Linked DNA regions of Homo sapiens: region 2 is linked to region 1. A link is a loop called in an ENCODE intact Hi-C map of the cell type or tissue named here. Cell type or tissue: MCF 10A. All regions are shown on one strand. Each heading gives the region's core, and the rest is flanking DNA. Links, peaks and the distances in the headings are about the cores only. Region 1 overlaps TAF1B (TATA-box binding protein associated factor, RNA polymerase I subunit B). Region 2 overlaps TAF1B (TATA-box binding protein associated factor, RNA polymerase I subunit B).

Region 1 (2,801 bases), core at 72-2,571:
TCCATGATCCAATGCAGGATACCACAGTATACTTTTTATAATTTAACTTTTTATAATTTGCATGAGACTTGCCTATATTTCTAATACTCCTCCCTCTTCCCCTTTCTCAAATTTAGTCATTTCTCATCTATGCTTCCCAATATTAAAAAGATTACAAATGTTACCTTGCAACATATGTAATTGGAATGTTCCCCCAAAATAAAGATCCCTGTGAAAATTAAAACAAAGGAAAGCAGATAGCAAGTCCATTTGATTCAGCCAGTGTCACTGCCTTTCTTTGAACTGTCATTCTGATGTGGGCTCATTGTGGTAGGGTAGAAGAGAGCATAAGCAGCGCTAGGTTTGAATCCTGTCTGCATTACAAGCTAGCTGTGTGCCCATGGGCCAGTTACTTAACCTTTTGCTGAGTCTGAGTCTCTTTGAGGCTTTGAAGAAAAAGGTAACATCTCTGTATTTAATGTAAATTTACAGTAATACTAATTCGACTCAGTAATTTTATATCCTTTGAGAAAAATCAAGGTTCCCCATATTAGTTGAAATGAGAATTTGTTCAGCTCCTATTTCTTCATCAGTAAAATAGACATAATAATGCCCACTTATATACTGTAATTAAGACCCAATTTTCCAGTATGAGAGTAGAACTAGATTATTTTTCCTCTAAATTTCAGAGGGCTTTTAAATAGAAAAACAGACTCTTGGGGTAGAAAAGGCACTGTGGAGATGATCCTTTCCATAGCAGGGAAGTGTGACAGGTTCCCTCTCAGTAGGCAGGATTGATGCACAATGAAGAAGAGGGGTGGAGGTGAATTTATCCCAACAGCCCATGGATTCCCAGGAAACCAGGCTCCCTGCCTCCTCATCAGAGAAGGAGTGACTCTTCAGTCAGTGGCTCTCAGTGGGCACAAGAATAGCAGCAGGAACAAGATTTTGTTATGTGTCTTAGGTCATTTTGGAGAATCAGCCTTCCTTTCTGTGGTGCTAGCTGGGGTTAGTCCTGACGGATCCTAAGGACTGGGTGCCTAGGGGCCATTCCTCCCTGGGGTCTCAGTGGTGACAGGGCTTTCCTTACCCCAAGCCAGACACCAACCTACACTTTAAACATAGCTCTTGGAGGCCCAGTTCATTATTGCAGTGTTATGTCAGTTGCACATTTAAGACTTACCGGCTTTTAGCTACTTTAGGGAATAATTTATTGGCCAAAGAAAGTAAGTCTGGTTATAAAATGGCACTTTCCAGGGAGGTACCGGGCCCCAAGGTGGAGGCTGTCGAGGGGACCCGTTTCCAAGGTCCTTCTTCCTAGAGTATGTGCTGAGGGCTGACACACACGTGCAGTGTGAGTCACTGCTGAGTAATATGCGAAGCACTACCAACTGCTGCTCAGGCCCAGAGCTCAGTGCGTGGTGGCCACCTGTCGGTTTCACCCTTCCCCACCCCCATGTTGACATACATGTCTAATTTTTCTCTTTGTTTCTCTGAATATTATCATCCATGTTGTCAGATGAAAATTATTAAAACATTTTCTATATCTGAGCATGGGTTCCTATGCATGAGATTATGAAAAACACTAATAAACAATAGTTGAAAACCTAAAACAGCGTAAGAGGCTACTTTGATGACTTCTAGCTGTTATAGAAGATGTTGAGAAGAACATGGAGAAAAATTAAGCCTGTGCAGAAAATCTCTATGCCCTAATTGGTGTATAGTGATATCTCATTATGGTTTTAATTTGAGTTCACTGCTAATTTTTGCCTTCCCTTTTGGGTTAGGCAGAAATTTCTTAGATGTGACACCAAAAGCATGATCTATAAAAGAAAAAAAATTGGTAAATTGGACTTCATCAGAAGTAAGAACCTCTGCTCCACAAAAGAACTTAAACGAATAAGAAGCTACAGACGAGGAGAAATTAAATGCAAATCACATATCCGTTTAAAGATTTGTATCTAGAGTATATAAAGAATTTTTAGGCAATAAGAAAAAAACTCCATTTTTTTAAATGGGCAAAATATTTGAAAAGACGTTTTACCAAAGATGATATCAAGATGGCATGTGAAAAGATGTTTAACATCATTAATAGGGAAATGCAAATTAAAACGACAATGACATATCATTATATACCAATTAGAATGGTTCAAAACAAAACAAAAACAAAAACTGATCATTCCCAGTGTGGGAATTCAAAATGGTACCGCTATTTTGAAAAGTTGTCAGTTTCTCAAAGTTAAACATACATTTATTATGTTATCCAGTGTTTTTCACTCCTAGATATTTACCCTAATGAAATGAAAACAAGCTCACACAAAAATCTGCATAGGAATGTTTCTAATGGTTTCATTCATAATTGCCAAAAACTGGCAACAAACCACATGTTCTTCAACTGGTGACTAGCTAAACTGTTGTATCCGTACAGTGGAATACCATTTAGCAGTACAGACTTCTTATGCATCCAGCAATATGAGTGAATCTTAAATGCATTATGCTATGTGAAAGACTCAAAAGGTTACTTATGCTATGATTCCATTTATATGACATTCTGGAAAAGGCTAAACTATGGGGACAGAAAAACAGACCAGTAGTTGCCTGAGATCAAGGGTTGACTGTCAAGGGATGTGGGAGATATTTTGGAGTGATGGAACTGTTCTACGTAGTAATTGTGGTGAGTACACACATGCAACTGTATGTGTTTGTCAGTGCTAGCAGAACTACACTGAAAAGAGTAAATTTTACTGAATGTAAATTATACCTTAATTTTTAAAAATGAGGAAACATATGCAGACAGACAAGAGAGAAATATATAGATAACA
Region 2 (2,801 bases), core at 99-2,598, 67 kb before region 1:
GTCCTATTGTGGTGAACACACCTTCGGGCCAGCATCACCAAAGTGATCAAGGGTGTAGAGAGTCTGCTGCTGGACAGGCTAAATGTGCCAGGACTCTCCTCAGTGGAAAAGGATTTCCTCAAAGTCTACAGATCCAGGAAGGAACAAATGTTACCTTCACCATACAGGCTTAAGAAAGGCAAATTTGGGACATTAAAAGTAACTGTGTAGACTTCTGCTTCTGGCTAAGATGGACTAACAGAGACCAGACTTACCTTTGTCCCCTAAACAATGAAAAACCTGGACAAAATATATTAAATGAGTAAAAGGAAAAACATTTTCCCTTGACAAAACTGGTGAATTGAGCTTGCAGGTGTGTCACACAAGTGCTTTTCCTTGAGGCAGTGTTCTTGAGTCTGCAGCTGGAATGCTTATCTCTGCTTCCTGTTTAGTCATACAGAATATTAAAAAGATATGTGCTCACTTGATGAAATTGTTGGGGTGATGGAGATATTTATTATCTTGATTATAGTGGTGGTTTCATGGAGATATATTTTGTGTGTGTGTCTGTGTGTGTCAGATTGTGCACCTGACAGATGTGCAGTTTGGTCCTCACCCTCATTGTGTAGTAAGGAGCTAGCAGTTTTACTCACTGTTGCTTTTGTACTATAGTGCAGGTGTAAACCCAGTGAAGAAAGATTATGTCTAATGGAGTATTTGCCATTAGTAGATGAAGTCAGCATACTATTTTTATAGGAATTGAACTACATTAACTAATTGCTTTTCTATTTTTGATTTTGATACTGTTTCCGTTTGATTCTGTTTGATCAAATCTGCTGCAGTCATTTTTTAGTTTGAAAGATCCTAATACTTCTCCCTAGCTCCACATTTGGAAGACTGTCAACTCCTGTGGAGTAATTTGTCAAGAATGTAGAGTTCATGAAGGTGGACAACATCTTTATAAAGACCAAGAACCTAGCTCAGTGCCTTCCTTTCAGACGACAGGCTTAAAGGAAAAAAAAGTTACGTGTTGCACAACTTCAGTAGTTATTCTTGGCTTTATGGCGGTCCAGGCATGTTCTTCACATGGACTGTGAGAATATAATGTGGTAGGGGCTCCCTGGAGCTGAGCAGTGTGGCGATGGTGATGTTGAAATACAGTGGGTGGGGAATGGCAGGTGAGACAGTTACAGCTGTGAAGAATGGAAGTCATGGTGCAACTTGCCCTATTTTTCTGCCCCTTTTATTGCCCCCTCTTCCTTGGCATGTAACTGTCAAGCTCCAGACACGCTCTGCAATCTGGGAAAGGCCTTCCAGATTGATAAAGGAACCAAAATGTTATCCTAGTATATTTTATCCAGGAAAAAAAAATGTAAGGTCATAAATCTGTTCAATTTAGACAATAGATATTTTTGCAAGAGTTTCACGGATATTTAAAAAGGTGTAGGCTAGACTTGTGTGAATGTAAGAGATTTTTATGATCATAAGAGCAATGCATGTTTACTATAGAAAATTTGGAAATTGTGAAGATGAAAGCTAAAATCACCAGTAATCTCTACATTTGTCTCTTTTTTCCTGTGTGTGAAATGGAGAAAGGGATGTGTGAGTGCTGTTCAATCTTCTGCCGTAACAACTTGGAAAAATACTTTTATCTAAACATTTGCAGACATTTTTTATAGACTGTAAATATTCCATAATGGCCATTTGGTAATTTAATTAATTATAGCTCTAGTTTTGGATGTTTCATTTTTTCAGGTTTTTTGCTCTTTCACGTTTTGTCTAGTACAGATTTTAAGTCTTTTTTTCCTGGCTACCCTTTGCAAGTTTTACTGTCTTTGCTAGATAATGGCTTTTGTATTTATTTTGACGTGTCTTATGTTTTCAGTGTGGCCAACCCAGTATACCAAAATTGCTTTGAATATGGTTTCTGTGATTAGAGAGACTACGTTCCAAAAATCCTGTTGGTAGAGACATTTCTTTTATTCTTATGGAGGGTTAAAGATAAATTTCATTCCAAATCTCTAAATTTAGAAAAACAGTAATGTCCTCTGTTGGTTAAAAATCCTCACCTTTCTTCTGGCATTAAGACTCAATAATGGGGGCTGGGCACGGTGGCTCATGCCTGTAATCCCAGCACTTTGGGAGACCGAGGTGGGCAGATCACCTGAGGTTGGGAGTTTGAGACCAGCCTGACCAACGTGGAGAAACCTCGTCTCTACTAAAAATACAAAATTAGCCAGGCGTGATGGCGCATGCCTTTAATCCCAGCTGCTCAGGAGGCTGAGGCTGGAGAATTGCTTGAACCTGGGAGGCAAAGGTTGAAGTGAGCAGAGATCGCACCATTGCACTCCAGCCTGGGCGACGAGAGCGAAACTCCCTCTCAAAAAAAAAAAGAAAAAGACTCAATAATGGGAACATTTATTCTACTTTATGGAATAAAGTGTGGCCCCATTTAAAAAAAAAGACTCAACACTTTATTTTTAGTTGTGGGAGAGCCAGAATCTTTGATATTTGCCCTTGAGAGCAGTTAAGATTGAAGACTCTGATATGAATTATACTAACCATTTTAGTCATTCTAAAGTTCTCTAAGTTTGATTAAAAATAAAATGTAATACGTACTTTTATAATTTCAGAAATGAAAGCAGTTTTAGAGTATTATTCAAAGACATGGAAAAGTAGGCCAAAACTAATCTGTCTGTAGTTTAGGCATTACCAGTTACAAAAAATACATAAAACTGTTTTCATACCAAAGTGTATTTTGTGTGGAGAAAAAAGTGAGTAGATGTAACTTTTAGTTTGGCTTGGTTTGTAAAAGTTAAAAA

Evidence for each region. A loop is a pair of places that touch in the nucleus more often than their neighbours do. Peaks named below come from ENCODE experiments on the same cell type or tissue, not always from the same donor. Only the 100,000 strongest peaks of a DNase experiment are listed, where the experiment ranks them.
Region 2: a loop joins it to region 1, with 7 times the contacts of the local background. A loop is called at or near these places in 5 of 110 quality-filtered maps.

The regions. Positions count from the first base shown.
Region 1 is chr2:9,913,478-9,916,278 of GRCh38, forward strand. The region is part of intron 12 of TAF1B (TATA-box binding protein associated factor, RNA polymerase I subunit B); the gene reads left to right. Among named protein-coding and RNA genes, the nearest start is that of GRHL1, 37 kb to the right of the region's middle. In MCF 10A, for the core only: a CTCF peak has its summit at 1,431; a DNase peak (open chromatin) is centred at 1,354.
Region 2 is chr2:9,846,306-9,849,106 of GRCh38, forward strand. The region is part of intron 2 of TAF1B (TATA-box binding protein associated factor, RNA polymerase I subunit B); the gene reads left to right. Among named protein-coding and RNA genes, the nearest start is that of TAF1B, 4.2 kb to the left of the region's middle. In MCF 10A, for the core only: no CTCF peak of the experiment used is centred there; a DNase peak (open chromatin) is centred at 1,076.